Regions from separate parts of the Homo sapiens genome. Here region 2 is linked to region 1. A link is an interaction called in ENCODE POLR2A ChIA-PET data of the cell type or tissue named here. Cell type or tissue: HepG2. All regions are shown on one strand. Region 1 has its middle 56 kb from the start of LINC02733. Region 2 holds the start of LOC107984334 (a long non-coding RNA gene).

Evidence for each region. Peaks named below come from ENCODE experiments on the same cell type or tissue, not always from the same donor. Only the 100,000 strongest peaks of a DNase experiment are listed, where the experiment ranks them.
Region 2: POLR2A ChIA-PET joins it to region 1 with 13 read pairs; 30 of 35 experiments call an interaction of 5 or more read pairs at or near these places.

The regions. Positions count from the first base shown.
Region 1 is chr11:62,023,523-62,028,522 of GRCh38, reverse strand. No RefSeq gene overlaps it. Among named protein-coding and RNA genes, the nearest start is that of LINC02733, 56 kb to the left of the region's middle. RefSeq lists an enhancer at 2,836-2,935. In HepG2, a CTCF peak has its summit at 3,300; a DNase peak (open chromatin) is centred at 2,822; H3K4me3 peaks cover 1,297 bases.
Region 2 is chr11:61,958,789-61,963,788 of GRCh38, reverse strand. BEST1 (bestrophin 1) reads right to left here. Exons shown (of 11, transcript NM_004183.4): 8 at 4,211-4,291; 9 at 3,746-3,897; 10 at 896-1,534. It overlaps LOC107984334 (a long non-coding RNA gene), which reads left to right and starts at 3,897. Exons shown (of 2, transcript XR_001748245.2): 1 at 3,897-4,057. In HepG2, no CTCF peak of the experiment used is centred here; a DNase peak (open chromatin) is centred at 2,078.

The DNA.
Region 1 (5,000 bases):
TGAGAGACTGGTTCAGGCCATGATGGGAAGTGGGGGTCCGACATGCCTCATATAAAATCAACACAGACCTGATAAGAAGCATTTATAATCTATTCTCTCTGAAACCTGCTACCTGAAGACTTCCTCTGCACAATAAGAACTTTGGTCTCCACAGCCTTTTTCTCCACAAAGGAAACCCAGACATTTCCTTTCTATTGATCCTAGGTTGTTTTTTGTTTGTTTGTTTGTTTTTTGTTTTTCTTGAGACGGAGTCTAGCTCTGTTGCCCAGGCTAGAGTACAGTGGGGCGATCTCGGCTCACTGCAACCTCTGCCTCCCAGGTTCAAGTGATTCTCCCGCCTCAGCCTCCCGACTAGCTGGGACTACAGGCATGCACCACTACGCCTGGCTAATTTTGTATTTTTCGTAGAGACAAGTTTCACCATGTTGGCCAGGATGGTCTGGAACTCCTGACAGGTGACCCACCCGCCTCAGCCTCCCAAAGTGCTGGGATTACAGGTGTGAGCCACCACGCCTCGCCTGGACCCCTTGCTTCCAAAAGTGTTCCTGCCTCTTTTAGATTCCAATCATGTCTGATCCTGTTCTGGTCTTCTTGGTTCAGAGGGGAGGAATTATTGGTTTGGGTATTGGTGTTGTTCGAGGTTAAGTCTTCTATCGTGCATGCCCAGGCTCCATGACTTACAGTTTTGGGCTCTATTATACCTAAAAAGTAACTCAACATTTTGCTATCAACAGAGTAGACCCAGTTTGGGCTGCTCCTGTCATTACAATATCTGAAGGGTTTCTCTAGAGAGCAGAACCCAAACAATGCGACAATTGCTACTTACCCTGTAACTGGCATTTGCAGCTCCAACTGGGCTACCCCTTGCACCTTCTCGGTTACCTGAGAAGCAAGTTATATTTTCTCCTTTAAATCCAATCCTATCTTTGTCATACGGAACAGTCAGCCTTGATGGTGTTTTGGAGTCAAGGAAAGCTGGAGAACGAGGAATGACAGCTCCAAGGAGAGGGACCCTCCCGGTTCTGCTGGAATTCCAGCTGCAGCTCCCAGCCCCTGCCATCCTAACCCTGGAGCTACTGCACTGGACAACAGTTTCCCCAGAAGCTGGACACCTCATGGGGAACTACAGAAGTGGGTTCTCTTGGGGTCCTCTCAGATTAGCACCAGGTGAATGGCAAATCCGGGAGGAGCAATGCCAAGGCCCCATACTGTTGAGTCTGAAGGCCCTTGGGCCCCAATTGTGCCCTCAGCAAAGCCATATTGAGGCAGAAGAACAGGGAGGGTAAACCAAGAGTTAAGATAGAAGCAAAAGAACAGCAGGTGCAGCCAGTTCTAGGCAAGATTAGGCAGCACACAGGCCACACCTCACCCCTGTGATGGCAAGACAGAAGTTTTTACTTCAGCCTCTGATTGACTGCAGGCTGAGGCTCCACTTCAGCCTCTGACTGGTCACAGGCCAATCCTTCATAGGGTGTAACAAATTGGAGGCCTCTAAAGGGCACCTAGCGGTGTTTCCAAATTCCTTTAGCCTAATAAAAATCCTTAAATGAGAGAGGTGGGGTGGCTCTTGAGCCACTTGCTCAAGCCTGCTCCTACTCTGTGGAATGTACTTTTGCTTCGATAAATCTGTGCTTTCATTACTCCGTTCTCGTGTTGCTTTGTTTGTCTTTCGTTGTTTCATTCTTTTGTTGCTTTGTGCATTTTGTTCAATTCTTTGCTCAACATGCCAAGAACCTGGACAACTCACAGTCAAGACCTTCCATCCAGTAACAGTTTTGCTTTGGGAACCACAGGAGATGAGGGCCAATAGGCCTGTGCCTTGGCAGATGATTCTTACTTATAACTTGGCCCAGTAAAATGGCCAGAACAAGGGCTCTGTCACTGGCCTTCACTGAAGGAATAAGGTTTTGTTTAATAAATCTACTGAATGCATCCTATCAGCAAGACACAAAAGCAAGGCTACTCAATCTTGGCCTGGTCAGGACCACCTTGGGGAGCTTAAAAAATACTGTTGCCTGAGCCCAACCCTCAGAGGTTCTTTTTATTATTATTATTATTTTTGAGATGGAGTCTAGCTCTGTCTTCCAGGCTAGAAGGCAGTGGTGCTATCTCGGCTCACTGCAAATTCTGCCTCCCGGGTTCAAGAGATTCTCCTGACTCAGCCTCCTGAGTAGTTGGGATTACAGGTATGCACCACCACATCTGATTAATTTTTATATTTTTAGTAGAGATGAGTTTTTGCCATGTTGCCCAGGCTGGTCTTGAACTCCTGACCTCAAATGATCCACCTGCCTCGGCCTCCCAAAGTGCTGGGATTACAGGCGTGAGACATCGCGTCTAGCATTTTTTTGTGTGTGTGTGCCCAGAGGTTCTAATTTAATCAGTCTGAGTGCAGCCAAGTACTGGGATTTTTTAAAAGCTCTCCAGGTGAGTCTAACATGCTAGCCACTGCTGGCTCTAAAGACTCAAATAAGAAGACTAAGTCCTCCGTGAGCAAGGTGGGGGCTGTCACAGAGGGAGATCTTTAAAAAGAGGTAAGGAAGTCCCAGGCACCGTAGAAGTGATGATCTCACTGGGGAAGGTCATGGACATTCTGCTGCTTCCTGTAGGCAAGAGCCATCGTCATTGCTTGATCTGTGCACACACAATGAGGTGGAGACCCTGCCTTACGGACCGAAAACGTGGTTTTGTGTTACATAAAATAGTTCCGCAAACGGCCGCTTTTCTGCCAGGCATGGTGTCTGTGCTTCTTGCTTTGGCTTATCTTGTAACTATTGACAGGGGTGTGGTCAAAACAAACCTCCCACATCCCGTACGTGTCTGCTGACTGCAGCTTTCCTGATGTAATAACAAAGCTGTCAGATGCGTTTCTTCACACCATGAAGTCTGCAGTCCCTACTGTTTTGAAATCCATGTGCATTAAGACACTGACTCACTTCCCTTTAGCCTACTGAGTTCTGTTGCTTTCTGGACCAACAAACCCTGTGGGCACCTCCCCGTCCAGAGCTCACTGAAACTGTCAGACTTACCTGCAAGGGCCTGGGATTCTAAATTTCACTCTGTCACTCTTGGAGGTGAGGGGAAAGCTGTATGGGCATTGAGGTGACATTTCTGGGCTTTGATGTCTCCATAGGAAAGGACATATAAATACAAAATGTGGTTAACCCTAATTAACCCCTAATTCAGACCGTTGGGGACAGAACCAAGGTCTATTAATTTTTTCTAAAAAAGGAAGGAAATTAGAAAAGAATGTTTCTCTCGATTGTGTAGAAGAGTTGGACGAGGTGAACATTCCGCTGGGTGGCTCTGTCACAAACTAGCTTTTGTTCAATCATTCAAGACATATCGACTGCCAAACACTGCTCTAGGCTCCTGAAAAAATGATCATGGCAAGACAGTTACAGACCATGCCTCTTCATGGAACTTACCAAGATGTGTGCTTGGGGAAACACACTGACTGTCTTTGGACTACTTGTTTCTTAATTAATTAGTAATAGCTGACACTTAGGGAGCACTTACCACATACCAGTTTCTGTGCGAAACCCTCACTTTGCACTCCTTTTAAAAATAGCTATTTTCTGGCCAGACATGGTGGCTCACGCCTGTAATCCCAGCACTTTATGAGGCTGAGGTGGGTGGATCACCTGAGGTCAGGAGTTCGAGACCAGCCTGGCCAACATGGTGATACCCCGTCTCTATTAAAAATACAACATGCCATGTTCCATGGCAACATGGAAAAATACAAAAATTATGGCCAGGCGCGGTGGCTCACGCCTGTAATCCCAGCACTTTGGGAGGCCGAGGTGGGTGGATCACCTGAGGTCGGGAGTTCGAGACCAGCCTGGCCAACATGGCAAAACCCTGTCTCTACTAAAAATACAAAAATTATGGCCGGGCTTGGTGGCTCACACCTGTAATCCCAGCACTTTGGGAGGCCGAGGCAGGTGGATCACCTGAGGTCAGGAGTTCAAGACCGGCCTGGACAACGTGGTGATATCCCGTCTCTATTAAAATTACAAAAAATTAGCTGGATGTGATGATGGGCACCTATAATCCCAGCTACTGGGGAGGCTGAGGCAGGAGAATCGCTTGAACCTGAAAGGCAGTTGTTGTGTGAGCCGAGAGTGCGCCATTGCACTCCAGCCTGGGTGACAAGAGTGAAACTCCATCTCAAAAAAAATAAAAATAAAAATAAAAATAATAAAAATACAAAAATTAGCCAGGTGTGGTGACACATGCCCATAATCCCAGCTACTCAGGAGGCTGAGACAAGAGAATCACTTGAACCCAGGAGGCAGAGGTTGCAGTGAACCGAGATCACACCACTGCACTCCAGCCTTCGCGACAGAGTGAGACCCTGTCTAAAAAAAAAGCTATTTAAGCTATTTTCTTTTATCACAATTCCTATTCCCTTCTCCCCTACAAACAACCATCCTAATGCTTTTAATGTTCATCTTTGCCTGTTTTCTTGGAATTTCAGGTTATTTTCTTTTTTATACGATTCTAAAAGCCATTTTTATTTGATTTTTTAATATATCATATACATTTTCACAGCAAGAATTAGAGGTTGAGTCAGACGTGATTGGAAGATCTCATTCCAGTCTTTTGCACTTACTAAGATCACTTTTTTTTTCTCAACTTTTAAGTTCCAGGGTACATGTGCAGTGCCATGGTGGTTTGCTGCACAGATCAACCCATTCCCTAGGTATTAAGCCCGGCATCTATTAGCTATTCTTCCTGATGTTCTCCTTCCCCCTCTAACCTTCCTACAGACCCCAGTGTGTGTTGTTCCCCTCTTGTGTCCATGTGTTCTCATCACTCAGCTCCCACTTATAAGTGAGAACAATCAGCGTTTGGTTTTCTGTTCCTGTATTAGTTTGCTGAGGATAATGGCTTCCAGCTCCATTCACGTCCCTGCAAAGGACATGACCTCATTCCTTTCTATGGCTGCATAGTATTCCACGGTGTATATATACCACATTTTCTTTATCAGTCTATCA
Region 2 (5,000 bases), 65 kb after region 1:
CCTGTGATCCACTTGCCTCCACACCCAGCCCAAGACAAGATTCTTAAATATTAACATCCTTTGCTGAACAGGCCACAGATGTTTGCCAAGTTCCTGTCTAGCCCTAGAAGCAAGACTGAAATTGTTGCCCTTTTAAGTTTTCAATCATAATAGCTGCGTGTTCTGACCGTGAAAGTAACTGCTTGAGAATCCAGAAAAGGGAAGTTACACTTCCTCCCACGTGATTGGGGCTGAAGTGGGGTGTTTATAATTGGGTGAAAGTGTCCAGGAAATCTGGAATAAAGGGAAATATCTGATTTTGTGACAGCTTTGGGCTGACCCCAAGGAAGCAAGAAGTATTTTGGTGAGGTTCCCAGGCAGTGAGAAAATGACCTAAGGGCGCTGGACACCCTCAACCTCACCATCTACCAGTTCCTAGGAGTGAGGCAGTTCCTGCCACCCTTTCCTGTAGTGCTTGGGTACTACCCTAAATAGTTATGGGGGAAGTGTTCATCTGTCATCCAGCTGACTGCCACCTCATGGTTTTGGGTCAGCCACCCTTGCTCAAAGTAAGTTGGGGCCAGTGATAACATCTGCTCAGCTAAGCCTGGCCTGTCAGCCCTGGGGCAGTTCTCCAGCAGCATTCTGGTCAGCACAACCTCATCTTCCTTCACCTGGTCCCAAGAAGTCTTCCGGGTGATACCAGGGTGAAGTGAGAAAAGGTCCCGAACACTTCCCTAGGATCCCTGTGAAGGTGGCCAAGTATATACCCCAAGCCAGTGCTGGGCGTAGGTCCAGTGTGCTCTGGCAGTGATGGAACCCTAGGAAATTGTGGAGGAAGGGTAGGCTCAGAGCAAGGGAAGCTGGGGTGGGGCACAGGGCAATGCAGTGCCCCTGGTTCAGGTGGAGGACAGACCTGTTTTCCAAGGCCCAATAAGGATCCATGTGATCTTTGAGTGTAGTGTGTATGTTGGTTGGTGATTGTTCCAAAGGTTCTTTGAGGTGATTTTCGGGGATCTCTGGCATATCCGTCAGGTTAAACTCCACAGTTTTCCTCCTCACTTGAGATACTTCTGGGTGCTCCATCAAGGCCCCATCGCTCTCTGAGAGCAATTCAAAACTTTTCTTGGCCCCAGAACTCACAGTCTTTAAGCTTTTGTCTTTGGTGTCTATGCCTGTGACACTGTGAAGCTTTGACGGCGCTGATGGTTCTAGGGGGAAGAACATGGGAGTGGGGCTGAGGGGCGTCTGTGGGGCACTGTAGTAGCCTGGCCTCTGATACAGTGGGGCAGACTTGAAGGCGTCCACAGCCTTAAGCTTCCAGGCCTTGTTGTCTTCCTGGCCCCTAACGTTCTGTTTGGCTGCCTTGTGGTTTTTGGGCAGGCCCTCGTGGAGAAGGGATTCCCTCTTGGGCCACAGTAGTTTGGTCCTTGAGTTTGCCCTGGGAGGATGGTGATCATGGGACTGCAGGCCTAGGAAGCGGCCAATGATGCCAGCGTGAGCATCCTCCTCGTCCTCCTGATTGGGCTGGAACTCCATCTCCTCTTTGTTCAGGCTGGAAAGAAACAGGAGATGCAGGGCTGAGCCAGTGGACAAAGGACCAACACCTGGCCTTACTTCTCCCTTACCCCCGCTCCTCTCTCTCAGTTGGCCCAAGCCAAGGCCACACCGTCTTCCTCACCATGCCCCAGCTCTCACCTCTCTCCTGATCTGTCCTGTACCTCCCGGTGATCCCTCCAGGCCCAGCTCACCTCACTGTTTGTTGATTCCCTCTTGACCAGAGTTAACATCCAACCCCCGCAACCACCCCGCCTGGCGTGTAAAGGCCTCCTCATCATTCACTTCCCCTGTAAAACCCCTCACTCCAGGCAGTCAGAAACACTGGTGCCCTGGCATGAGTGGTTCAGATGAGGCCCATGAGTGACTCTGGGCAATGCCAGGAATTTGTGGTTCCAACTGGGAGTGACATCCACAAAGAGAAATTTGACTTCCTAGCAACAGGCATCCCGGGAGCCCCAGACCTTTACCCTGCAAGGGAAAGCTTATCTACCAGAGAGTATGGCCTGCCCTTGCCCAAGTTCAGATTCTTCCCATGTTCCATGGCTCAGCTCCAGACCCAGCTGGAAGCCGCCTCCCAGGCAGACAAAGATGACTGTGTTCCATGTTCTGTCCCTTTTCTGGACATCCAGTACTTTGTACCTTGTATCCAGAGTTTGAGGCTTGGGTTTGAGCTCCCTCCATAAATTGTGCATTCCTTGGAGACAAGGTCTATGCTTTATCGTTCTGTTTTCAGCCCTCCCCACCCCTCAACAACCTTCAGCTGCTGGGGTACAGACCATGTAGGGCTCAAAGTCATCCTCCAGAAATGTTTCTGACCTAAGCAAGCCTCCAGCCTTCATTTGATCACCTTCCCAACCCTTCCTCACACTATCTATAGACTGTAGTTAAACTCGATTGCAGTCTAGTAGGATATTTGGTTCTTAAAAGAACAAGCAGCCAGGCACAGTGGCTCACACATGTAATCCCAGCACTTTGGGAGGCTGAGGAGGGTGGATCACCTGAGGTCAGGAGTTCGAGACCAGCCTGGCCAACATGGTGAAACTGTCTCTACTAAAAATACAAAAATTAGCCGGGCTTGGTGGCTGGCACCTATAATCCCAGCTACTCAGGAGGCTGAGGCAGGAGAATTGCTTGAATCTGGGAGGCGGAGGTTGCAGTGAGCCGAGATTATGCCACTGCACTCCAGCTCTGGGCAACAAGAGTGAAACTCCGTTTAAAAAAAAAAAAAGAAAAGAACAAGCGAGAACAGCACTGGATACCGTGGAAGAAACCCTTGAGTATGAACCCTGACATGTGCCCAACACTCTCCAAGGCACTTTCAACTCTGTTGTCCTGGGGAGAAAGGACCAGCTGGGATAGCCCTTCAGCCCACTGCAGCTCAAGAGGGATTCAGATGGAATCAGGGAAGTGGGACCATGTGGGGATAAGTCTGGCTGCTGTGGGTGGCCTGAGCCCTTTACTCGGTAGGACAAAGTCAATTCAGGAGGTACCTGTGATGGCCTGGCTGCCTGCTGGGACTTTGCTGCCCCTCCCCCATCCCAGGGAACCCCACTTCCACTTCCCATCCAAGCATCGTAGCTTATCAGAAAACATAGTTTTGACACCTATAATTCCAGCATTTTGGGAGGCCAAAGCGGGCAGATTACTGGTCAGGAGTTGGAGACCAGCCTGGCCAACATGGTGAAACCTCATCTCTACTAAAAGTACAAAAATTAGCCAGTTGTGGTTGTGGGCACCTGTAATCCCAGCTACTGGGGAGGCTGAAGCAGGAGAATCACTTGAACCCAGGAGGCGGAGGTTGCAGTGAGCCAAGATCACGCCACTGCGCTCCAACCTGGGCGACAGAGCGAGATACTGTCTCAAAAAGAAAAGAAAACATAGTTCTGGATGACAAGAGCCAGGTCCTAACGTTCCACTGCATCACTGATCACAGGCTGTCCTTCGAGTAGCAAATGCACCATTTGGTAGCTATGTGGCCTTGGACAACTTACTCTCTCTGAACCTGTACTTTAATTATCTGAAAACTTGGGATAACAAACCAGAATTATTGGGAGGAAAAAAATAGTTAATGTTTATAAAGAGCATAGTACAGTGCCTGACACTTACTGAAGCAACCTGTATGCATTAACTAGTGCTATTCTAAGTTCCTAGGCAGACCCCTGCACTAGGAGGGGCTTCCCACCCAGCCCCCTGGCTCTGGCCACACCTGATGTTGAAGGTGGAGCCCATAAAGGAGGCTCGACGGAACTGGGCGGAAGCAGCTGTGTAGGGGGGCTGTGGCTCGGGCTTATTCCAGTACATGTCCGGCTCCATCCGAGGCAGGTCCTGGTGCATCTCATCCACAGCCAACAGGGACACCTGGTCACCAGGGACAGAAGAAGTCCCACAGAAAGATCATCCCAGGCAGGACCTTGTATGTGCCTGATGACTTGGAGGAATCTCTCCCTCTCTCTGGACCTCAGTTTCCCTGCCTGTGAAATGGGGAGATGGGTGCCTGCCTGCAGCCTCAAAGATTGAGGTGAGAATCCTGTGAGTGAATGACTGGCTGCAGGAGGGAGGAGGGGAAGGGTTGATCATTCACTGTGAGGCCTCCCTACAGAACAGTGGGGTCCTCTCTTTGGGTCCACTTTGGGGAAGGTCCATGGTATGGTTTCTCTCCCTCTCCCCATACCTGCAAATTCCTGTCGACAATCCAGTTGGTCTCAAAATCATCATCATCCTCTCCAAAGGGGTTGATGAGCTGCTCTGCCACCTTGGGGACAGGTGAGGCTCTGTAAACCCTCAGGCAGAACTCCTCAAAGCCAGCTTCCCCCTTTAAACCTCAGCTGCTGCTATTTCCACACCCCATGACGCCCTTCCTGCCTGACCACTGTCTTCAAAGGCAGAGTTTAGGGCTCCAGCCCCCCACACTTGTGGGCACCCACACACTTCTGGACACAGCCCCTCTAACTCTTCTGAGCCAGTCCTTCCCTGAACACCCACAGCTGTCCCTGAGTGTATCACTCGGCTGAGTCACTGCCTTTATCTCACCTCATGTATCTTACCTGGAGTTGCATAATTTTATTCATTCATGCAACAGAGATATATACTGAAGCTGGGCTGAACTAAAGGGCAGTCTAGGTGGGCAGATTCCTGGATAGCAACCTCTAAAATGCCCTAACAAAGCCCCGAAGAGGTGACACGCGTCTGCCTTAGGGGTCCAGGGGACATCTTGCAGGCCACTGGGGCACCCCGGAGAATTTCAAGCATAAAAGTGTGATTTGTTTTGATCTGCAGAAACCAAAGATAACTGGGGGGGCAGGGGGAATTTAGAGGAATAGGAATGCGTGTGTGTGTGTGTGTATGTGTGTGTGTGTGTGTGTGTGTGTGTGTGTGTCACAGTGACAGGAAGGGCAGAGACAGAGACTTACACCCCCATTACCAAAAAATAAAGGAAGGTAGGAAGGGAGAGAGAGTGGGTG